Regions from separate parts of the Homo sapiens genome. Here all the other regions are linked to region 1. A link is a loop called in an ENCODE intact Hi-C map of the cell type or tissue named here. Cell type or tissue: mammary epithelial cell. All regions are shown on one strand.

Evidence for each region. A loop is a pair of places that touch in the nucleus more often than their neighbours do. Peaks named below come from ENCODE experiments on the same cell type or tissue, not always from the same donor. Only the 100,000 strongest peaks of a DNase experiment are listed, where the experiment ranks them.
Region 2: it touches region 1 in a loop (12-fold over the local background); 76 of 110 quality-filtered maps call a loop at or near these places.
Region 3: a loop joins it to region 1, with 8 times the contacts of the local background. A loop is called at or near these places in 21 of 110 quality-filtered maps.
Region 4: a loop joins it to region 1, with 8 times the contacts of the local background. A loop is called at or near these places in 35 of 110 quality-filtered maps.
Region 5: it touches region 1 in a loop (6-fold over the local background); 49 of 110 quality-filtered maps call a loop at or near these places.

What each region holds. Positions count from the first base shown.
Region 1 is chr1:184,661,828-184,666,827 of GRCh38, forward strand. LOC105371648 (a long non-coding RNA gene) reads left to right here and starts at 2,515. Exons shown (of 3, transcript XR_007066768.1): 1 at 2,515-2,601; 2 at 3,442-3,774. In mammary epithelial cell, a CTCF peak has its summit at 2,332 (motif pointing left); no DNase peak of the experiment used is centred here; H3K4me3 peaks cover 425 bases.
Region 2 is chr1:184,073,440-184,078,439 of GRCh38, forward strand. It overlaps TSEN15 (tRNA splicing endonuclease subunit 15), which reads left to right. Exons shown (of 5, transcript NM_052965.4): 5 at 1-773. Among named protein-coding and RNA genes, the nearest start is that of TSEN15, 24 kb to the left of the region's middle. In mammary epithelial cell, a CTCF peak has its summit at 2,177 (motif pointing right); no DNase peak of the experiment used is centred here.
Region 3 is chr1:184,219,874-184,224,873 of GRCh38, forward strand. No RefSeq gene overlaps it. Among named protein-coding and RNA genes, the nearest start is that of C1orf21-DT, 160 kb to the right of the region's middle. RefSeq lists an enhancer at 3,560-4,093. In mammary epithelial cell, a CTCF peak has its summit at 2,892 (motif pointing left); no DNase peak of the experiment used is centred here.
Region 4 is chr1:184,240,078-184,245,077 of GRCh38, forward strand. No RefSeq gene overlaps it. Among named protein-coding and RNA genes, the nearest start is that of C1orf21-DT, 140 kb to the right of the region's middle. In mammary epithelial cell, a CTCF peak has its summit at 2,538; no DNase peak of the experiment used is centred here.
Region 5 is chr1:184,561,340-184,566,339 of GRCh38, forward strand. All of the region lies in intron 3 of C1orf21 (chromosome 1 open reading frame 21), which reads left to right. Among named protein-coding and RNA genes, the nearest start is that of C1orf21, 180 kb to the left of the region's middle. In mammary epithelial cell, a CTCF peak has its summit at 2,183; no DNase peak of the experiment used is centred here.

The DNA.
Region 1 (5,000 bases):
ATCCTCTAATCCAGTTATTTCTGTTTTTGGAGCATAAACAATAACTCCCCAGGTTTACCCTTTTAGCTTCCCCAACGCTTATGCTTCCCTATTCTTTCCTCCAGTTAGAGCAAGAGCAATCAGACCAAGATTTCAGCTCATGTTTATCACACACCATCTCAACAAAATCTACTAATGCTTTACAAGCCCTCACAAGCATTTCCTGCAGGCTCCACCACTTTGAGAAAAAGCAAAGCTTTTGAATTATCCCTGCTAGTGGTGTGCTGGTAAAATCAGCTCTCTGAAAAGTACATACATACATAGAGAACAATATAGCATTTGCTGATTTCCAATTTTGGTGGTGTAAATGCTCATACCATAACAGATTTCAAGCTACCAGTGAAATTTCACAGGCTTTTACAACCAGCTTGTAAAGTTCCTGAGTATTTAACATTGGCTTTTGATATCCTGTAGGAGCTGGCTTCAGCAGCCACTGGCAGGGCTATCCTCCAATTCTCCAGGTCACCCCCAACCAGCACCCATCTTATTCTCTTAGCAATGTCCTTGACTAACATAATTTTGTCATGACAGCATTCACCATGGCCCACACTGTCTTAGAGACACATTGCCTATCTGATCTCATTTAATCCTCACAAAATCAACCATCTTTATCTCCATTTCACATATCATGGTTACTACTGGAGGCTTATCACCTTTCATCAGACCTGCACTACACATAAAACATAACACACTGCATTGTTGGGCAAAGCAGTGCAGCCCTCTTACAAGTATTTTTTTAACACAATAAAGTTCTTTCAAGTGTAAATTTATTTTTCCATGACAAAAATAATGAACCACTTTGCAAAGAAAATTGGAAGGCAACCATTAATTCTTAAATGTGTTAAGATTATTTGATGTCATGGTAAAATGTTTATGAAATATTACATTTTAAAAGTGTAGTATAGTAACCTACAATGTGATACCAATTCTGTAAAACAGTAAATGTATTAATGAAACACTCTAAGTAAAGGAAAAGTGAGTAGTTATCGCTCTTTTTTAGTATGTTTTAATTGATATATCATGGTTATATATATTTTTGGGGTACATGTGATATTTTGATACATGTATACAACATGTAATGATCAAGTCAGGGTAATTGGGATGTCTGTCACCTCAAACATTTATCTTTTTTTGTGTCATGAACATTATAATTCTTTCCTTGTAGTTGTTTTAAAATATACAATAAATTATTATTCATTATAATTTTTTAATTAAATATTTTTAAAATTTTTATTATTTTTATTTTTTTTAGAGACAGGATCTTGCTGGTCACCCAGACTGGAGTGCAATGGTGCAATCATAGTTCACTGCAGCCTCGAACTCTTGGGCTCAAGCAGTCCTCCTACCTCAGCCTCCAGAGTTGTTATCTATAATTTTGAACAGTAGTTATCTGTAACAGTGAGAAGCAAAGGTTTTCCTCATTTCCTCTTTTACAGTTTCTGTATTTTCCATAATTGATACATCATCACATATTACAATTATGATGAGAAAACATGATACATATTTTTATTTGGAAAATACATAAATAAAAACAAAATCTATGACCTCACCGTTCAGACTCAACATCTCTTCCATTTTGATGTCATGCGATGTTTCTGACGGAGGTTTAATTGAAATGAAACAGCATCAATAAGCATGGGCTCCACAGTCTTCCCACATCGCTCTGAGTGCCCGGGGAGGGACTGGGGACTCCCCCCACACATTAACCCACGAGGACCTCTCACATGGACCTTTTTACATTCTCTCTAATCTTTCCCAAAGCCTTGCAAGGTGGGAGTAATATTATTATTCCCATTTCAGAGATGACAAAACTAAGAAACTCGTCCTCTGTGAGTTTCTGTGCTATTAGGCTGTGTCTCATGTCCCCGTACAAAGTATCTTTGTATGGGAGGCCTAATGGTTAAGAGCATGGACTTCTGTCCGACAGAATTCATTAAGTTCCAGGCCAGACACACTGCCGCTCTCTGGGAATGTGTCCATGGGCTAGGGGTGGCACTGAGCTTCCATTCCATTTCTTATAAAATAATGACGACAAGATCGTTTTCCTTAAAGGGTGGCTGTGAGCCTTCAATTACACAGTGATGAAAAGACCTTAGCACAGTGCTGGGCAACGGCTAGCTACTTCAGAGGCACAGCTGAGACTTGCACAGAGGTACCTGGCTGCAAAGTCCGGCTCCTCTACACTCTGCAGAGCTGTTTTCCCCCTTCAGAGCTCCTCTCCTCCGGGAGGGCTTGCCTCGCCCCGGTCCAGGATCTCTGCCTTCGGTTGAAGCGCAGCGCCCCCAGCCGTCCGCAGGAGGGATCGACGCCTCTGTCTCCCCGAAGTGAGGGCGCTCGCTGCGGAGCTGGGGGTGGTCTCCTCTTCCCCCCATCGCGGCCCAGCAACCTGGGGGTCCGCGTGACTTCTCCCTGGCCGGGGGATGGAGGATGCGCTCTCCTCTGTCCCTTCAAGGCCTCTTCCTCGTCCCAGGTCGAGTCTCCTCCTTGCTGACCAGGCATCGCGAGCAGATGAATCCTCTGGGCGGTTGTCCCTGTCAGGCTGTCAGGACCTGATTTTCCCTGGTAAGCCTTCGTCAGGCAGGTGGCCTCGCCCAGGCCTCGGAAAATGTCAGGGCGCAAGCTGGGCACACGGCCCTCCCGCTGGCGAGCAGGCAGCGCGCGCGTTCTTTAGGATTTGGAACAGCCCTGCCAATTAGCTTGTACTCTGCCCACATGCGCAGGACTAAAAAGGAAGCAGGCCAGGCCCGAGCAAAATTAGACAATGGGCTCCCAGAACACCAAGGGCGAAGGCGGCCCGAGCACCTGCTGTTCTCGCCCCTCAGGGCTGAAATTGGGCATGGAGTTGGCGAGGGAGGCCTGGCAGGGAGGGAGGGGGTCTAGCTGTGCGTTTGCTACAGGGCCTTCTTCCTCCACGTTCCAGATGGGACTCAACGCGGGCTGCCCAGAGGAGGGGATGGGGAAGGGCCAAGCCCTGCGACTGGATTCTTTCCGGGCCACAGAGGGCGGGTGCTTACAGCTGGGGTCAGGCACACTTCCGTTCTGCCTGGAGGACAGGACAGGGTGGTGGCTTCTCCAGATCCAGTGCTGGCCGCTCAGAGCCCATGTGTGGAAGACAGTCTGGTGCAGGGGTTGAGGATGAAGACTTTTGGAGAGAGGCGCATGCGGGTTCTTGTCCCACGTTCCTTATTGACCCACTCTGCAACCTCGGTTACTTGAGAAAAGTTAAGATTCCTTTCTCCAAAAAGCAGAGACAATACAAATTTCTAACTTGTAAGGTACCCTGTGAGAATAAGAGGAAATGAAATGTGGAATCCATATAGTATCTGCTTATAGAGTTACTGAGTTCTATTTTGGGATGAAGAAAAATGTAAACCTTACAACGGGAATATTTTTATCTTTGAGGTTCACTAAAGCACCAGAAGGTATGAAGGCGGAGAGAGGAAACAGGGCAATGGAATGAACACTTCTCAAGAATCTCTCAGGTGCCACGGACTGAGCCAGGTGCCTTCCATGTGTTATCTCATTTTACAGGGCAGGTAACATTTCTGAAAGGTCAGGCAGCTAAAAAGCAGACAGCTTTCTGGCACATTAGAGAAACAAAAGAAATGTTGGAGACTGGAATGCCTGCTGTGTCAAGGCACCTAATTAGAAAACAACGTCAGAGTGAATTTGTCGTGCGAGTCTCCAGCTCTGCCAGAAGAACTAAAAGAAATGTGTCACCAGAGGAATCACAAAGTAAAGTCTATTATTGTTCTGGGGATTCTGGGGATTCGATGCACAAATCAGAGGTCTGACAGGGGATGGGGCATGTGTTACGTCTTAGTAATGTGCTAAATGGTAGTGCTTCCAGATTCCCCACAGAATCCTACTGCAGTCAGAGATCTTGATGTCGGTTGAACTTATCTATTTATAACGAGGAAACATTAAGGTAACTCAAACCAACAAAATAAAACAGGTTGACAGTGACTAAGCAACAACAGAGTGCTAGATTTATGTAGAGATTCTTTCTTTCAAGTTGCTGAGACATTTCACAAAGGAGAACCGTAGATTATCATCAACTTCCATTTGGGGACTTAGAAATCCACCAAAGACAAAGACAATGTTGGTATCATTCCTTCCAGCTCTTGGCTGAAACTGTTCTTTCCTATGTCACCAGTGAACTTCTACTGGCCAACGCCCAAAGAATACTTTCTCAGTTTTAGTTTAGAGACCTCTCTATTCCACTTGCATGGTTAGACACTAACTGCTGGAAACTTCCAATCTGAAACACTCCCTGGGAAATGTCTTATTTGCAAATTTTACAGCTAAAATCCCTCCTCCATAGACAATCTATTAATAAACAGTACCTGCAAATGGGGGACTCTCTGGGGGAAATTTTTTCACTGCAATTGGTGTCAGCATTATATTATAATTAATCCATCTTTATCTAAGATAAAGTTGTAGGTTCAGATAAATAATGTCCCTCTCCCTTTAACACTTGTTATACTTGTGCTAGGCCTATTTGTGGCCACACCTGGGATTGAGTGGTTGAGATGAGATGCAAAAGAGATTATCTAAACTTCTGGGTGATTTTTTGCTGAATGAATGTCTTTTAAAGCACCATTTCTGATCCCATTTGGCTTCTCTCTAGCCTCTATCGATTAATTGTTGATTTAAATTGGAAGAGAGGCTATATGGAGTCTAGAACTTTACTTAGTTCATTGTTATTTCCCCAGGACCTCGAAAAGTGCCTGGGATATAACTCACAAATATGTGTCGAATGAATGAGTAGTTCTATCTGTTTCATGTCTGGGTCAATGTAGGCTGTATCCACATGTTCCTGGTAGGGGAAGTAATAGTAACAAAGATTTTGGCTAAGCTTCAGAGGCCATGAATTAATAGATTTTGGAAGAGGTCACTTTAGGATTTATCAGCTTCAAATCTTATATAAACTTCTTACTGGATCCAAAAGACTCCACTAT
Region 2 (5,000 bases), 590 kb before region 1:
ACTTACGTGTCTTAAGTAACAGGGACCAGAGACATGTTACCTACAAGAGTTCTGGGCTATCCTTTTCATTCTTATCACATATCATAGCTTGAATATTACAACAGTGTGGGAGAGAATCAACCGTAAAAATGTCTTCATTAATTAGACCCAGTTATTCCACTTTTGTTAATGTCTCTCAAATTGTACAAAGTATAAAAAATTATATGCACAAAGATGTTCCAAGTGACATTACTTTTAGTAGCCCAAATTATAAACCACTTTAAAGTTTGGGGTAAAGATTGGCAAACTTTTTCTATAAAGGGCCAGAAAGTAACTATTTTAGGTTTTTAAACCTACTGTCTCTGTCATAACTTGTCAACACTGCTGTATGAAGCACAAAAGCAGCCATAGACAATACATAAACAATACGGGCGTGGCTTTGTTCCAGTAAAACTTTGTTTACAAATGTGGTGCCATAGTTTGTCATCCCTGGGTCTAGGAAATAGTCAATAAACAGATATATACAAATGATACATAATGTACTTATTAAAAATTAGTAATGAATATTATTAAAAACATGAAAATATTACCTTAAGTAAAAATTGCAAGACGGAAAAGTGTATAAGTGGGTGTAATCATGGCTGAAATAACAGACCAAGCATATGATAAAAAGATAACAAAGTAAATCAAATTACTAACTGGTTATAGTGGGATAGGAGGCAGAAAATGGATGACTTTGTCTTTTCTCAATGTTTTTATTTGTATTTTATAATAAAAATGTTTTAAAATTAAAAGGTGTCTTGAAATCTGTATTAGTTATCTATCATTGCAAAATAATATTACCACAAATGTAGCAACTTAAAACAGCACACATTTATTATCTTATAGTTTTTGTGGGCAAGGGACCCGGGCACAGATTAGTTGGGTCCTCCATGAGGCTACAGTCAAGGTGTTGGGCAGGGCTCCAGTCTCATCTGAGACTTGACTGGGGAAGGGTCAGCTTTTTCACCCACATGGTTATTAGTAGCCTTCAATTTCTTGAGAGTGCTCAATGCTTATATGCCATTGGCAGGAGGCCACCCTCAGCTCTTTGCCACGTGGGCCTTCTCAATATAACTGGTTGCTTCCTCAAAGCCAGCAAAGGAGAGTCTCAGCAAGATGGACCTTATAATCCTTATATAATGTAATCACATACATCCCATCACCTTTGCCGTATTCTGTTGATTGGAAGCAGGTCATAGGTCCTGCCTACACACTAGGGTTTCATGGCTGATTAGGAAACAACAATAACAAGAATGGAAAAATGATGAAAATTAGGAACATCACAAAATAGTATAAAGCATCATTCTTCATCTGTAGTCATTCCTGACTCCTTCCTTTGATGGTATTTGAATTTCACTTTTATTCTTGGTGGGAGGTCTCCATAACTCCTTCAGGCTCCCTCTGCTTCCCCAGAGGACATGAAGATGGACCTATTCAGAACAATATGTGTTTGGGTGACTCTAGTGGAAAATTTGCAGGTCTAAGAATCCTCAAACAGTTTATGATAAATTCTTAGGGTCTCTTGATTTCTTAAGTCTCTCGTTTGATTCATTTTGAGGTCTTTCATTATAATTCTAGAAAAATAGCATTTTCAGAAAGAAGTGTAAGGATAATGTCAGATTTGTGTGTCGGATCTGTTGACCAGTGGGCTCCTATATAACTACAAAACCAGAAGTGTCTTTTGGGGTTGGCTGTGAAAGGCGCTTTCCCAACTCTTTAAACTAGGATTGAATCCTGCTGTATGTCTTGGGATGTTTACTCTATTTCAGAATGTTCCCTGTGTACTTCACCAAAGTTGTTCTGTCCAAAGCCAGCCAGACACATCCTAACATGAATAATGGCCCAGAACTTTTTGGAAAGGGAGGCCACCCAGCTGTGTATGTCTCATTTTAATGAAAAACTAGATAAAGTGATTTAAGTAATTTTGTAAGTGAGTTTACATTTGTCTCCCTGTTAGACTGGGCTCCTTAAGAACAGAACAAGAAATGTATTTTTTAATACATCTCTGTATCTTGCCTCTTTGCACAGTAACTCACATATAGTAAACCCTCAGTAAATACTTGGCAAATGAATGAATGCTGATTATAGCCGTGTCTGATTATATAATGGCTTATTTTTTCCCTCAAGGCAAACTAAAACAATTCATTTGGACACCAGAGGGCACTGCTAGATAACCACAGCATTTTCAGACTCTACTAAGAGTAGATTAGCTGGAGAAGTGGTACTCTTGAAAATTTATTTTCAATCTGTAGGAAATAGCATAAATAAAAATATAAATAAGTTTTACGTACTCACATCCCCTTTTTCTTTCTGGCATGCCTCTAAAATTATACTGACATTAAATATGTGACTTGATTCATGCTTTGCTTAAAATGTAGATCTATATTTAGAAATAAAAGCCTGTTTAGGGTAGGGGTAGATGGGGTGGGTTTTATATATATATATATATATTTTTTTTTTTCTTAGCCATATGAAAGTATGCATTTTAGTTTTTCATTCTAAAAGCCTAATTTATCCTGAAATGAATTTCAGGATCACATCACATAGCAATAAACCCCAGCTCTGGAACACTCACTATTCTGGCTAAGTGCTGGTGGTAAAAGATATACATTGCTGCTTTAATATAAGCAGGTATTCCTTGTTGTATTGCAATTCTCTTTATTCTGTTTTGGGGATATTGTGTTTTTTACAAATTGAAGGTTTGTGGCAACCCTGCCTCAAGCAAGATTGTCGATGCCATTTTTCCAACATGATCATTTCATGTCTTTCTGTCATATTTTGGTAATTCTTGCGATATTTTAAACTTTTTTTATTATTATATCTGATATGGTGATCTGTTTTTCAGGGATATTTGATGTTACTATTGTAATTGTTTTGGTGTGCCACAAATTGTGCCCATATAAGACAGCAAACTCAGTTGATAAATGTTATGTGTGTTCTGACTGCCCTACCAACCAGGATTTCTGCCATTTCTCTCCCTTACTTCTGGCCTCCCTATTCCCTGAGAAACAGCAATATTGAAATTAGGCCAATTAATAACCCTACAATGGCCTCTATGTGTTCAAGTAAAAGGTAGTGTAGTACATCTGTCACTTTAAATCAAAAGCTAGAAACGATTACACTTAGTGAGAAAAACATGTCAAAAGATGAGATGGGCCAAAAACTAGGCCTCTTGTGCCAAACAGTCAAGTTGTGAATGCAAATGAAAAGTTATGGAAAGAAATGAAAAGTGCTACTCCAGTGAACACATGAATAAGAAAGTGAAACAGCCTTATTGTTGATATGGAGAAAGTTTGAGTGGTCTGCAGAGAAGATCAAACCAGCTACAACATTCCCTTAAGCCAAAACCTAATCCAGAGCAAGGCCCTAACTCTCTTTTCAATTCTATGAAGGCTGAGAGAGGTGACAAAACTGCAGAAGAAAAGTTTGAAGCTAGCAGAGCTTGGTTCATGAGGTTTAAGGAAAGAAGCTGTCTTCATAACTTAAAAGTGCAAAGTGATGCAGCAAATCCTGATGTAGAAGCTGCAGTAAATTATCAAAAAATCTAGCTAAGATAGTTGATGAAGGTGGCTATATTAAATAACAGGCTTTAAATGTAGACAGACGGCCTTATATTGGAAGAAAATGCCATCTAGGACTTTCATGGCTAGAAAGAAGCCAATGTCTGGCTTCAAAGCTTCAAAGGATGGGCTAATTCTCTTGTCTGGGGCTAATGCAGCTGATGACTAAATTAAAGCCAATGTTCATTTACCATTCTGAAAATCCTGGAGTCCTTAAGAATTACGCCCAATCTACTCTACTTATACTCTATAAGTGGAACAATGATGCCTGGATGAAAGCACATCTGTTTACAGCATGGTTTACTGAATATTTTAAGCCTACGATTGAGACCTACTGCTCAGAAAAAAAGATTTCTTTCAAAATATTACTGTTCATTGACAATGCACCTGGTCACCCAAGAGCCCTCATGGACATATACAAGGAGATTAATGTTGCTTTCATGCTTGTGAACACATTATCCATTCAGTAAGGTCAAGGAGTGATTTTGACTTTGAAGTCTTATTGCTTAAGAAATACATTTTGTAAGGCTGTAGCTGCCATAGATAGTTACTCCTGTTATGGATCTGGGCAAAGTAGACTGACAACCTTCCAGAAAAGGACTTGCCATTCTAGATGCCATTAAGAATATTTGTGATTCATGGGAAGAGGTAAAAATGTTTGAAGGATGTTGATTCCAACCCTTGTGGATGACTTTGAGCATTCAAGACTTTAGTGGAGGAAGTTAACTGCAGATGTGGTAGAAATAGCAAGAGAATTAGAATTGGAAGTGAAGCTTGAAGATGTAAATGGATTGTTATAATTTCATGAGACAACCTGAACATATGAGGAGTTGTTTCTTATGGATGAGCAAAGAGTGGTTTCTTGAGATGGAATCTACTTCTTGTGCAGATGCTATGAACACTGTTGAAATGACAAAATATTTAGAAAATTACATAAACTTAATAAAGCAGCAGCAGAGTTTGAGAAGATTGATTCCAATTTTGAATATTTTACTGTGGGTAAAATGCTATCAAGTAGCATCAGAGTCTACAGAGAAATCTTTTGTGAAAGGAGGAGTCAATGATTTTGGCAAATTTCATTGTATGTTATTTTAAGACTTTGCCACAGCCACCGCAACCTTCAGCAACCACCACTCTGATCAGTTAGCACCCATTAACATCAAGGCAAGACTCTCCACCAGCAAAAAGATTATTACTTGCTGAAGCCTCAGATGATCATTAGCCTCTTTCACAATAAAGTATTTTAAAATTAAGGTGTGTGCATTGTTTTTTAGACATGATGCCATATACTACATGTTCGTGTAAATGCAAGTTTTATAGGCACTAGGAAACCAAAAAAATTGTATGACTTGTTTTATTGCAATATTTACTTTATTGCAGTGGTCTGGAACTGACCCTTCAATATCTCCAAGGTATGCC
Region 3 (5,000 bases), 440 kb before region 1:
CTAGCTGCTGTCCATCACTTCTTATAGCTGACAAAGCTTGACTTAAAAAAAAGTTTTTAAAGAAAATTACAGCACATATTATGAACTAACATTTTATACAAATTAATTGAGTGAAATGAGAGAAGTATGCTTCATTCTTTGACCTGTGATAATAAATATTCTTCCGGTCAATAACACGACGGTGAGTCAGCCCTGCGATGGAGGCAGTTGTCGCCATATAACACACAGGACTCCAATCTGCTTCCTCACATCTAGTGCTGACTTTTCCTTTTAGCTTTAATGATGTTTGAAAGGGAATATTGACGCTGGAAAAATCTTAGAGAGGCTCCACCAATCACAGACGAGCGCAATTCTCCACTAATGTGGGCCTCTTTTCCTTGACTTCCTCTAGACATGGAACTCCACTGAGGATTCTCAGGCAGGGCCACTGGCGAGCTGGCCAGAGCTGCTCTGAGAACCACCAGTGAAGGGCAGAGGGCACTTTAGCCCCAAAAGTAGTAGCAGTTTAGGGCAGGTGGAAGAGACGGGTGGTTCAATTGCCCCATGTGGCGTTTCAGGTGGGCCACATGGGTCAATTGAGTCTTATCAACTTGTGTCTTATCTAGCAATTGAATGCCATTGCTAGATAAGAGTGGTGACCTCCAGCTGGTAAGTTATTTTATCAGCCTTGTCCCATCCCAAGGATCCCCAAAAAGGCCACAGAACTCTGCCAGCAGGAAGTAGACACCGGTGTGCATCAGAGAATATCAAACTCTACCTATTTTAAATTTATAAACTGGATTCTAATTAGCCTGCAGGGAGTTTCCATGGAAATTGGAGATATCACTTTGCAACAGTATAAGATCACAGCATCAAGTAGACGGGAAAAGTGGAAAATCTCTATTCTTTTAGGAATCAGCTGGAGTCACCTCGCTATGAAATTGTCCCTGACCCAGGCAGATTCCAGGTGTTCCCACTTCCATTACAGTATTTGTAGTATGTAATTGTCAGTGTACATATCTACATCCCGCAGACGGGGGAGACACTGTCATTGTTTCTGTTTTTCTCCAGAATATGGCTCAGTTCCTGATACAGAAGACACTTAAAAACAACAACAACAACAACAAAACTTGTTCGATTATTACAGTGATGTCTTAGAACATTGGTTTCTTCATCTATAAAATGGCATAATAATACTAATTCAGTTGGCTGTTCTGAGGATTAAATGCCAGAACAAATAAGTACTTACAACAATGCCCAGCTCCTAAATAATGTGTAGTTCCTATCCCCGCTTATCTTGTGTGAGAGGATTATTTTTGGTTTTGATAGGTATCAGGCAAAAAGGGTTTTTTAAAACAGCAAATAAATCAGAATATTCCACACTTGTAGTCTGCATTTTGTGTTGCCATTTGATTGGGTTTCTAGACTAGGCCAGCATTTTATATTCTGTAAGCATGGTAGAGGTTATATTATCTCCAGCCCCAAATCTTGGACATTAAACCTTTTCCTCATTGCTCACTCGGCTAGATATACATTATTAATAAATGAGATTTCTGAGATGTTTAGACTTGATTCTAAACATTCATGAAATAAACTTGGAGAATGAGTAACTATCATCAGTGATGATAAAAATGAGCTTGGGAAGATACCCTGTGTGTTGATTCTGATGAGAATTTTACCTTTATTGGACACCAGAATATTTCCAGGTATTCCCTGAAAACTCCCCTAGAGATGTCTTAACTCTTCTTTGATGGTTAATATTAAGTGTCAACTTGATTGGATTGAAGGATGCAAAGTATTGTTCCTGGGTGTGTCTGTGAGGGTGTTGCCAAAGGAGATTAACGTTTGAGTCGGTGGACTAGGAGAGACAGACCCACCCTCAATGTGGGTGGGCACCATCTAATCAGCTGCCAGCATGGCTAGAATGAAGCAGACTTGCTGAGTTTTCCGCCCATCTTCTTTCTCCCGTGCTGGATGCTTCCTGCTCTCAAACATCAAACTCAAGTTCTTCAGCTTTTGGACTCTTGGACTTACACCAGTGGTTTGCCAGGGACTCTCAGGCCTTCGGCCACAGACTGAAGGCTGCACTGTCAGCTTCCCTACCTTTGAGGTTTTGGGACTCAAATTGGCTTCTTTGCTCCTCAGCTTGCAGATGGCCTATTGTGGGACTTTACCTTGTGATCATGTAAGTCAATTCTCCTTAATAAACTTTCCTTTATATATACATCTATCCTATTAGTTCTGTCCCTCTAGAGAACCCTAATACACTTTATTTTTACAAAACAAGAAGTGCTTATAGAATGACTTTTCAAGGAGGTTTATGCGATCAAAACACACTACAGTGTGATGCTGGGTTTGCAGGGCGACCATGGAACTGTTGGGCAGAAACTCACATATAGAATAGCCTGCTACCAACCAAAGCCAGGTTTCATCTTTCCCACCAGCAGAATCCACCTCTTCCAAATCCACCCACATCATTGCATGGCCTGCAGGTAGGCTTTTCAGCTTCCTCTGATTGTCATACCAGGCACTGGGCCTATAAAAAGCAAAGCGGAGGCTGAGAGGAGGCAGAGGCAAACACTGAAGGTGTTTCAGAGGCCTATTCCCCCTGTGTATGGTGAGCACAGCACCTGGCAATGGATCGGGCTCTCCCACCCAAGCCCCATGCCCACTCTGGCCCCTTACCCCTCAGCCTTGGTGCCCTGGGTTCCCTAGTTCTTCTGTGGCCTCGACTCCCAACTGTGTGAAACCTGCATTGTCTTGGAGTCAGTGAGCTACTGCCTTCTCTATTTCCTGCTTTTAATTCCAGTTGACTCTTGACTTACAATCATGTATTCTTACTGGAATTGCCTCCCTGAAGGGCAGAAATTCCCTTTCTCCTGCTCTTTTGCCCCATCTGCCCTCTGCTGGCCATCGATAGGTACTGCGGTCAACCCTGAAAAGCCGTTTTTCCCAGTAGCATGTACCGAAGCTGTTTGCTCTTTCCTAATTCAGACGCTTTCTTTTTCTTCTTTTTAAAATTTTGGTTGCATTGCCTCAGAGTTTTTCAAAGCAACACGGAAACACCCTTTCTCTTTCCATGTCCCCAGTGACCATGTCATGGATCTGCCGTAAAGCATCTCTTACAGTAGTGGTCTCCAACCTTTTTGGCACCAGGGACCGGTTTCATGGAAGGCAATTTTTCCATGGACCAGCGGGGTGTGGGGATGGTTTCGGGATGATTCAAGCCCATTACATTTATCGTGTGCTTTATTTCTGTTGTTATCACATTGTAATATGTAATGAAATAATTATATAACTCACTGTAATGTAGAATCAGTGGGAGCCCCTGGCTTGTTTTCCTGCAACTAGAAGGTCCCATCTAGGGGTGGTAGGAGACAGTGACAGATTTCCAGGCATTAGATTCTCATAAAGAGCCTGCCATTAATCTACAGCATCAGTGTTACGCTGTAGAATGGTTCAGAATCTTAGCCACCGAGATCCCTCGCATGCGCAGTTCACAGTGTGGTTCATGCTCCTATGAGAGCCTAATGCTGCCGCTGATCTGACAGGAGGCGGAGCTCAGGTGGTGATGCTGGCTGGCCCACACTCACCTCCTGCTGTGCAGCCCGGTTCCTAACAGATACCAGTCCGTGGCCCTGGGGGTTAGGGACCCCCGTCTTACAGCATCCAGCGGGGCCAGGCACTTGGTTAAGTAGATCCTTGATGACTGAAACGTGACAATGCTGAAATGGCTGTGGAGTACTGTTTGGAGTTTGTGGGGGTGGGGTTTGTAAACTGGAGAACTTTATGTTAGAGTTTCTTATTATTGACATTTGAGGCTAAATAATTCTTTGTTGTCTGAGTCTCTCCTCCACGGTGTAGTATGTTTCGCAGCACCTCTGGCCTCTACCCTCCACGTGCCAGTAGCACCTTCCCCAAGTTTGTTGTCCTCACAGACAACCAAAAATGTCTTCTCTACTCACTCCCAAATGTCCTGGGGGGGCAAAATCACTCACTGCGGAGAACCATGGCATTAGGGTGATGGAGTAGAAAGCCTGCTCTACTCAGAAGGACTTCTAAGTGCCAGAAGGTGCAGGTCTGCTCTCTGGGGCCACTCAGTGCTTTGAAGGACACCTGATTTATTTTGGAGATGGACACTTAACTGCTGAATACACTGGCATGGGTGGGTGGTCCCATCGAGAGTTTTTCTCAAAGGTTTTCAATGACTCCTCTTGTGTTCTCTGGCCTATCCTACTCCAGCTCTCAATTCTGCTAGGCTTGAGTTCCAGCGTCAGAGCCTTTCTGAGCCTCTCTTCTCAGTCTTAGCCTCCCCTCCTTCCCTCTCTCTCCACCCACCTTCTGGCCGTCTGGGAAGCTTCAGCTTCATCCTGCTTCCCCAGCACTGCTCCTCCATCCACCTTTTTTTCTTCCATAGATTCGTTAAAAACATCTTGTCTGAAGGCAGTTCTCCCCTTTCTACATCACCATGGGTTTTTTTTGCAGAATTTTCTTCCATTACAATCACTGATTGTAATCAATTCTCTTTCCCCCAGGTCTCTGCCTCCTCTCTGTCAGGAAGGAGAGAGAGAAGTTAACCACACAGAACTGACCACCCTCTTTACCCAGAAGGAGCTGATCAGCCATCTTTAGGCAGAAGGCTTCCTCCAGCTGCACCCAGATTCCCCTTCTGTCTCCCACAGCACCCTGGGCTTACTTCTCCAGATCATGTAACACCCTGTGCTAAGATTGTTTATCTCTTGTCTGACTTCTTGAGTGGATCATAAGCTCTTTGAATGCAGGCATTGTGTCTTCTCACTCGCAACATCTCCAGTGTTGAGGACAGAAGTGCCCACAGTGCATAGGATATACTCAATAAAGGATTATCAAATGTCATGGAAATAAGGCCTTAATTTAAATTCAGTGGGAAGAGATTTTCTTGAACTTTAAGAAGACTTGGGGACAAAATTTGAACTTCTTGTATGTGTTTCTCCTCAAAGAGCATAGCTCTGCCTTAATTCTTCTGAATCTGACATCGAGCC
Region 4 (5,000 bases), 420 kb before region 1:
GCTGGTGTCTGTCTGGGGGGCACAATGATGCTGGTTCTGCAAGGGCTGGAGACATTGCAGACCTGACTCAGCTGCTGATGCAGGAAGGCAAAGAAGCATTGCTAGAGTGATGCTCACAGGAACGGGAGGTAGACCAGAAGCCAAAAAGAAGCATGTCTCTTCTTTCTCCTCCAGTCTTGCAGCCTCATTCTAGCACTTCCTTTGGCAGAGCCTAACATGGAACCAACTGGCAATACAAATATAAATACAACACAAGAATGAATGTGGCATCTTCTCTCATCTTCAGCATAAAAGGAATGACAGACATGTAAACCAGAAAGCACAATACGTATATATCATACCAGAAGATTGTACAGATGTGAGGGCAGCACTAAATGAGAAATGATTCTTCTGGTTGGGTGCGGTGGCTCATGCCTGTAATCCCAGCACATTGGGAGGCCAAGGTGGGAGAATCACCTGAAACTAGGAGTTTGAGACCAACCTGGGCAACATATTGAGACCCTGTATCTATAAAAATAAATAAATAAATAAAACTAGCCAGGCTTGGTGGCACGTGCCTGTAGCTACTTGGGAGGCTGAGGTGGGAGGATCAGTTGAGCCTAAGAGTTTGAGGCTGCAGTGAACTATGCTCACACCACTGCACTCCAGCTTGGGCAACAAAATTAGATGCCGTCTCTTAAAAAAAATAAAATAAAAGATTCTTCTTACTTACAGTAGCAGCTTGGAAAGACTTCATAGAAAACTCTTGAGCTGAGTCTTCAAAGACAAGCTTTGTTGGTCAGGTAGACACAGTCACCAAGAACATTCCAGACAGAAAGAGCAGCCTGAACAAAGATATGAAGAAGGAAGAAGTGGGATGTGTCCAGAGATCATGAAAATAATTTGGCCCGATTGGACTGTGGGGCATAGAAAATGGATGATGTGGAAAGAGGTAAGGTTCGTGAGGTAGGCTAGGGCCAGATCGTGAATACTCTTCCATGCCAGCTGAATGGTGGGAACCCTATCCTAGAAGCAGTGAAAGATTTGTTAGCGGGGTACCATGAACAGAATTGTGTTTTTGAGGGATAACTCCTGGTTTGTGATGGAGAATCATTGCAGGAGAGCAAGGGAGGCCAGTTGGGAGACTGTTATGCTATTCCAGTTGAGCAATGGTTAGGGTTTGACCAGGGGCAGCAGCAGTGGAGATGGATGGAAGAGGCAGACTGCGGAAATGCTAAGGGAGTAGACATGAGACAAGCAGGGATCAGGGTGGGCAGCAGAGACAGGAGTCTGGGTTTGGGGCTTAGGTCGTGGGATGGATGGTGATGCCATTCTCCAAGAAGGAAGGTTGGCAGAGGCTGGTCTGTAGGTGAAGGAAGAAATAAAAAGGATAAGATCATGACTTAAGCTTTGTACACTGGGCTTGAACTTTCCAAGGGCTGAGAAGATTTTACCTTAAAAGGAGTTGAGTTGATACTGATCTCATCTTTAATAGGACTCGACAGTCCAGATGACATCAACTACTGCCTTCCTAAAAAGGTGTTGCTCATTAAGGAGATAGAAACCATTCAGCAATTCCAGGAAAGATCTCTGCAATCTTTAACACTTCCAGAAAATATAGTCATCATTTCCACATTATCATTCTTTCCCTCTGTCCGCTTGATAATGTTGAGGCCTGTGTTGGCAATAGGACAGATGACAACAAAGATTGACATGTGAATGGCTTTGTCCTGGGGCTTAATGTCTAATTCCTCAACATGATTTCTGATCTAAAATATCCTCCTAAGATGTCCAGAAAATTAAAAAAATATATTTTCTATTGTGCCTGAAGTGAATTCAAATCTCAGATAATGATGTTACTGCTATTCTTAAGTTCTCAGGAATGACTGCTGCCACATTTTAGTCAACTAAGGGCTACTGTCATAGTCAGAGCTACTTTTTCTTTCTTTCCTATCTCTTGCATTGAGGTAGCAAGTATAATTATAGAAGTCATAGAAAGCCAACACAATAGAATTGTTCTTGTTAAGTATTTTTAGAAGGCCTCCTTAACATTTTGTCTTCTTTTTGTTCATTGAACTTATCTTCCCTTACATAAAATATAGTTGTTTAAAAGGAAGAAATGAAGGAACAATTTGTGAATATGCAGGGAGTCCATAGATGTCCCAGAATCCACAGGGCACCATCTCTCCTGTCTTTTCCCTCTATCTCTCTGACTTCCTTTTGCACACATTCTCACCCACCCAACCTTTTAGCACTATCTCTGTAAAGTCTAGCTCAAAACCATAGCCTTTCTCCTTCCCCAGATACCCAAGCCCAGAGCAATCCTCTGAGCTCCTGCAACATCAGGACTATAACTCCATTAGCCTTTAATTGCCAATATTGAGTATGAAATATCATCTTTCTATGTGCATATCTGTCTCCCTAATAGATTATAAGTCTCTGGAGTGCAGAGATCCTCTCATTTGCCTCTTTACACACTTTGTGCATATAGTAACTGGCCTTTGATTAATTACTTCCATGATAAGCTTGACCCTTGTTCTCCCCGGCTAAGCCCTAGAGGTCACCAGATACTTACTTTGTGGCTAATCTCTGGCCTTCCTGCTGTTTACAACCAGGCTTCCTTCTAGCTCTAGAGGATCTTACACAGTACAGAGTCACTGAATAAGCTACTTTCTTTCTTAATCACCTCATTCATTTCATTTATTCTTCCTTGTATTTACTTTGTGGCTAATCTCTGGCCTTCCGGCTGCTTACATCCAGGCCTCCTTCTAGCTCTAGAGGATCTTACCATAGTACAGAGTCACTGAATAAGCTACTTCCTTTCTTAATCACCCTGTTCATCTCATTTATTTCTCCCCACAGATGAGCCACTCTTTCTAATTTGTATCATATTTATTAACTCTCTATCTTCCAGTAACACAACACACACATCTTGAGGCTACACAAAGTCTTGCTAAATGGGATACACTACTACTCTCAGAAGGAAATCAACCACCATAAAAGTTAATGTGCTCACCCCATAAAGAAAAATCTTCCTGACACACAATGGTAGCTTGAAAATTGGTGTATTCATTTTATGACCTCCTTTATTAGCCAGAATGATGCCTTGTTTGATTTCTAAAATTTGTTTAGGATCATTAGCAATGGGCTCCTGGGTGTCACTGACAACTTATACATTAGCCTTGCACACAAGTCCTAGAAATGAGACCAAGGAAACCGCAGTTTTTATTCCTTCTAGGGTATAATTTTTTCTTTCTCCAACCAGTACCTGAATATTTCTCAAATAATTTATATTTTCAGATTTTACAAACATCTCAGCAAGACTATATTAGTTTATTGACCCCATTTTGCAAAAGGGAAGGCAGTTACCAATAGTAGGAGGCTTTTTGGGGCCACGATGGTTTCTTAGATGAGTCAGTATCAGACGTGAGCTCTAATATGACCCTATCTAATTTCTTTTCTCTATTAGGTAGTTTCCTCTGTCCTAAAAAAAAAAAGTAGGAAGAGAAGTATACTAGCTTGCCCCTCTTGTGTGCCTCTGGCTGTCAGAAATAGAATTTGAAAGAGTAGATGAGAAAATGTGAGAAAACCCGTTTACTGATAACTGTTCCTATCTTCTCAGGTTTTTTATCTCTGGCCACAAAGAGTGATTGGGAGAAAACATACTCCAAATAAGTTTTTCTTTCAACTCCTCCTTAACTCTCAAGGCAGTAATTGCCACCCCCTGCCCTCCCTCCCCGGCATCACCACTCTGCTAATACAAACGTGATATTTTACCTTTGCTTCTAGCTTTGGTTCTTTTTAGCAATAATATGTCTTGAGTGGAATGAGATTTTTTCTTCCTTTTTTTTTTTTTTTTGAGACGGAGTCTCACTCTGTCACCCAGGTTGGAGTGCAGTGGCAAGATCTCGGCTCACTGCAAGCTCTGCCTCCCACATTCACGCCATTCTCCTGCCTCAGCCTCCTGAGTAGCTGGGATTACAGGCACCCACCACTATACCTGGCTAATTTTTTGTATTTTTAGTAGAGACGGGGTTTCACCATGTTAGCCAGGATGGTCTTGATCTCCTGACCTCGTGATCCACCCGCCTTGGCCTCCCAAACTGCTGGGATTACAGGCGAGAGCCACTGCACCTGGCCTTTTCCCTCCATTTTTAAACTTTTATTATTATTATTATTTGAGATAGAGTCTTGCTCTGTCACCCAGGCTGGAGTGCAGTGGCGCTGTCTTGGCTCACTGCAACCTCTGCCTCCTGTGTTCAAGCAATTCTCCTGCTTCTGCCTCCAGAGTAGCTGGGATTATAGGCGCATGCCACCAAGCCTGGCTAATTTTTGTATTTTTAGTAGAGACAGGTTTTCCCCATGTTGGCCAGGCTGGTCTTGAACTCCTGACCTTAGGTGATCCATCCACCTCAGCCTCCCAAAGTGCTGGGATTATAGGCATATGATATTTTAATTGAGCATTTCCTATGTGCCAAATAATGTGGTCAGAGCTTATTTTCTAATAAGGGAGTAAAATTTGCATTGTTAACTATGCTAGTAATACCTTCTGGGCTACAACAACATTGTTATCAGTTTCTAGCTACTTAATGATGAGGTCAGATTTGATAAGTTCAGGAGTTGTTTGAACTTCAGAGAAGGTTGATCCAGTGGCTCAATGTTGTCCGCAATGAGCAGATTTTTCTGCCTTTCATCCTAAGGCTGTCATCCCCATCGTGTCAATGTGGCTGAACTGCTTCAAGCTTTACATCCACAAAGCAAACCATCCAGGAGAGATATTTTTCTTGTCAACCATTTCAGAAAAGGCCACATAGCCATCGCTAAATCAATGACCATGGCTAGGCAGTGGGGGGTGTTGATCAGCTGAAGCAAATGAGAGCCCATCTCTAGAACTTTGGGTGAGAAGAGCTTCTTCCCAGATATATAACATAAGGCAGGAGGGAAAGGTGAACACTTGAACAATAATGTAGGATACTACTTGGAAGAGATGGGGAGAGGGGTTAAAAACATCTAGGTAGGCA
Region 5 (5,000 bases), 100 kb before region 1:
CACCTTGAGCAGGGATATAGGTATAATCCTGGGCTGGTATAATCCAACAGATAGACTTTATCTGGATGACAGTGTGCTGTCAGTGATGAGATAAAGCCAAGACCTGGCATTTTAGGATCAGTAGATTTGAATCAAAGGACATACTCAGATCATGTGCCTTAGCCCCAGTACCTCTCAAAGTGTTTTCTCTCCTAAATCTTTTTAAGTTGCTCCCTGAAAAGCAACTTTTGATTCCAAAAGTCTGACTTTGTTGAACAGGTATGTTTCTAGGGTTGTTTGTTTGTTTGTTTGTTTTGAGTCAGAGTCTGGCTCTGTTGCCCAGGCTGGAATGCGATGGTGTGATCTTCGGCTCACTGCAAACTACACCTTCCGGGATCAAGTAATTCTCCTGCCTCAGCCTCCCAAGTAGGCGGGATTACAGGCGCCCACCACCATGCCTGGCTAATTTTTGTATTTTTAGTAGAGACGGGGTTTCACCATATTGGCCAGGCTAGTCTCTTGGCCAGGCTGGTCTCGAACTCCTGACATCATGATCCGCCCACCTTGGCCTCCCAAAGTGGGGTTTTTAAAAACATGTTCCTTTGGGCACTTCCCCCCACCCCCAGTTTTCTTTCTTTCTTTTTTAAAATTATCTAAGATCATTTTTCACCCACCAAAAGGCCTTTTTTAGGTTTTCTTTTTTTAGCCCGTGTACCAGAATAGTAGTTTCATTGTTGCCAACTGCAAAAGGACCTATGTGTTGTGGATGCTGCTGTAAGCTATTTCTAAGAACAAACTAAATGGTTCTAGAAAACTAGTACATGGAGTAACTCACATATTTTCATGGAAAGCAGGAAAACCCCTTTGCCCCAGTGTTCCAGCAGCTGTCAGATCTTCTAATCATAAGCAACAATTTTCCTGGACTTGAGAATGGAAAGAAAAAAATTATATTTGACTTAGTAATTTTCAAAGAGTAAATTATAACAAATGGTGTTAGGTTGTTCACTCCACCTTTTAAACAGCAGTTATATAGCAATATCTCTCCCCGTACCACAGGAATGTTCCCATAAACTTGGATAAACTACATAGGAAGTAGCTCACATTTTCATCTGCACAGTTTATCAGTCAACAAGTGTTCACTGAGTTCCTTTTGCCTGGCACAGCCCTAGCAGCTGCATGAAATATCTGAGCAGCGTGTAAAGACATTGCCTCCTACTTCAAGTCATTCACCCCATACGGGAGAAGCAATGTATGAAGCATCGAGGGAATAATTAAGGCAACATAGTGATATCTTGGTAAATTGTCATTTGTCTACACAGCGCCTTTCAGCACACACGAATGATTCTTCTTCATTTTCTTTTAAGAAGCAAGTATTAAAAGTGCTGCAAACTTGTAACTGCTGGACTTGATCATCTTTATTCATTCAAAAAATTTAAGCATTTACTACTAAAATTATTTTGTGTAGATGTAGGCACTGTTCTACAACAAGTAATTTTGTAGACCACTAATGAAAGTTCAGAGAAGGATATATATTTGCACGTGTGCTTAATTCCTAATTATATAGACTTTGGGGTAGTTCTGCCTATTGTGTGACCTTTTATGTTTACATCACATTTTCTATTTTTGACTGAGCCTACATGACCAAAGTTGTGTCAGTTCAGCATAAGTGGTGCTCTGCTTTCTAACCTTCCTAGTCCTGTGTATTTTCTGCATCATGATTTATTAACAAGTACTTAGGTCATTTAGCTGAATTGTGGAGCAAGAGAGTTAGAGCTAAGATTTCCTGATTGCCAAGGTTTTGGTTCTTTGCTTCCTCTATATTAGAGATTCTGTTAACTACTATGAGATGCACATCTTACCATCATCAATAATGCTCTAGAGACACTGCCTCTTTCTTTAGGTTTAACACCTATGTTGTGTTATCTTTTAATCAAGTTCTTAAATGTGATAGGAGAAAAAACAATGGGTGATAAATGCTTCTGCATGAATAAAAATTAACTGCACATGTAATGAATACAACTTATTTTAAAATGTCTTCTGCAGCAAAACATTGTGTTGGTTAAAAGTTACCAAGCTGAGGTTAAATGGGTTTTAATTAAAAATTACAAGCTCATCCTACCCCAAAGCACTACCACATGCAACTCTAAAAATACCAAATGGATAAAAACCTTAAAATTGTTCAACAGCTCCCCCTAGCATACATAATTTCAGGCCGTCAGACTAGAAAGCAAATTCTAGTTATCATTTTTTACATGTCTAGTTACATGGGCACCTTCTTGACATTATTCCTGAATTGAATGTCTGAAGGTAATTATAAGCAGAGAATAGTGTAATCTAGCAAAATGATTTCTTGTGAAAATATTTTCAAAATGATTTTACTTGAACTCTGGCTATCCTCTATCCATTGTCGCTGCTTTGGTTGGCTGGTTCGAGGAGATTTCTGTTTTCTTTTGGAACAAGCCATCTAGGAAAGAAAATACAAGGTTGGGGGAAGTTCTTAAAGAAGATTGTGGAAATCCACAAGGTGGACAGAGAATATTTAACTGTCTGGTGAATTTTAGGAACACAGTCTCAGGGGTTTGGGCTCTTGAGCAGTTTAACCACTCTGTGACCTAGTTTCCTCCTCTATAAAATCAAGAAATGCTAATAGTACTTATATCGTAAGGCTGTTGTGGTTACTATGCACAAAGTGAATTCTCAGAGGTGATCAACAGTCATTGTTAGCATTATTTCACCGTGGATGCTTGAATGAGGTCAGGATCTACAGCCTGCGCTCTGACATTGGAGATACCTGAATTCAAACCCTCTGAGAGACCTTAGGCAAATTGCTGAAACTTGGTTTCCTCATTTCTAACTAGAAGTAATAATAACAACTACTGCTTACTACTCTAGAGTTAGAATATATATGCAAAATACCTAGACTGGACTAGGTAGAAGAGATAGAACACAGCTGTTGGTCTTACAGAATAATAATAATAATTCTCCTTATTTACTTATTTATTTATTTTGAGACAAAGTCTTGCTCTGATGCCCAGGCTGGAGAGCAATGGCGTGATCTCAGCTCACTGCAACCTGCGCCTCCCAGGTTCAAGTGATCTCCTGCCTCAGCCTCCCAAGTAGTTGGGACTACAGGAATGCACCACCATGCCCGGCTGATTTTTGTATTTTTAGTAGAGACCAGGTTTCACCATGTTGGCCAGGCTGGTCTTGAACTCCTGACCTCAAGTGATCCAGCCTCAGCCTCCCAAAGTGCTGGGATTACAGGTGTGAGCCACCACACCTGGCCTAATAATAATAATTCTCTAAGGCTAAGAGAACAGGAGACAATAATACTATAACATTCTGTAAATTGGAAAGCTGAGAGAGTGAAGAGTTGCATTTCTTAGCAAACCCAAGAAAGCCAGTTATATGTAGAATGAACCAGAGGCTCAGGAATTGCTAGCACTAGGGATCTCTGGAAACCTTAGCTGGGGTCTTTTCTAATTCAGCTATCACAGGACACAGCGAGTCACCTCTGCCATGTTTCACCTGCTGCTTACACGGCACACAGTCCAGAATTAGAAGGTGAGGTTTGAAAATTCACCTGTTTTCGTTCTGCTACCTACAGAAGTTCCACAGTAGAAAGGAAGGAGACCTGGATCAAAGGATAGGCTTTAATTATGCCACTAACAGTATGAACTTCATCAAGTCCTTTACTCTCTCTAGACGTTAGTTACCACTGATGTAAAATGAAGGGCTAGACTAGACTACCCTTAAAAGTGCCATCCTTGCTGTCAAACCTCATGATGTTAGAACAAAAAAGTATTTCAGGACAAGACTCTGAGGTTGACCTGGTTACTTTTCAGAAGTGTGTGCACACACATATGCACACACATAATAAATTTAGAACAGAACAATATTGTATTCTGATATTATTCATGAGGATAATTAATAGTATCTAAGAATTATTGAATATCCACCATGTTCCAGGTACTTGCACTATCTTACTTAATCTCATTTGATATAATAATAGTGTTTTATGAGAGAAATTCTGTTATCTTCAGTCTACAGATTAAGAAACTAAGGCTCTAAGAGTTTAAGTTACTTACAGACTTTAGAAACATTAAGTGGCAGAGTCTAGCTTTTAAAGATCTGGCCACCTTCAGAGCCCTGGTTCTCTAGACCTCACCATGCACCTCTTTTCTGAACACTGGTGCTTCTCCAGAAAGGTCATCACATTCATTCCAGTTCCTATGATTGCTTTCAGTTTGTAGTATGACTTTATTACCTTCAACTGGAAAATTATTTGGGGTGTCCCCCTGTAAAGTGGATTGGCATTGGAATTATAAACAAGCCAAGTACCATATTTCTCTCACGAAGTCAGTTTCCTCTGAATTCTCAAAGTCCACAGGCATGTAAAAGGCCCTGCATGTGTGAAATTACACATTATTAAAGTCCTGCATATTAAACCTTTACAGGATCTGTAGTTTTCCATTGTGACCAAACTTATACAGATCACTGTTGTTCAATAGATTACATGGCCAATTGTCCTTGGGACTGCAGACTATTTATAAATCTACAAGTAAATATTTTAACCAATCTGTGTATGTAAATTTTCTGTTTAATGTTGATTTTTGAGTATAAAAATAAGGAGAGGACATTTAATGGATGGAATGAAAGAGATAATATATTAAAAGGGGAGGGGAAGCTTAGGGGAGGATGGGGGTGAGAACTTCCAACTTTTGTTGTACGTTGTTTAAAATTGTGGATTAGGGTTATGAATGCTTTTGAGGAAGGTCTCAAAAGAAGATCCCCCAGCAAAGTAGGGAAGGGTACTTCCCGATAGGAGTCGAGGTGCCCAGGCCAGCTGCTATACTGGCACTGGGAGGAGCCCCACGTTCTGCCGTACCTGCCCCCAGGTTGGCTGCATGTGCCAGGGAGTAGTAGAAGTGCCCTGCTCAACAGGAAATGACTCTTTCCCCGCCACAGTAAACTGGGCCATCTGCTGCCCTTTTGGTTTGCTGCCTCGATTTTGCAGGTTG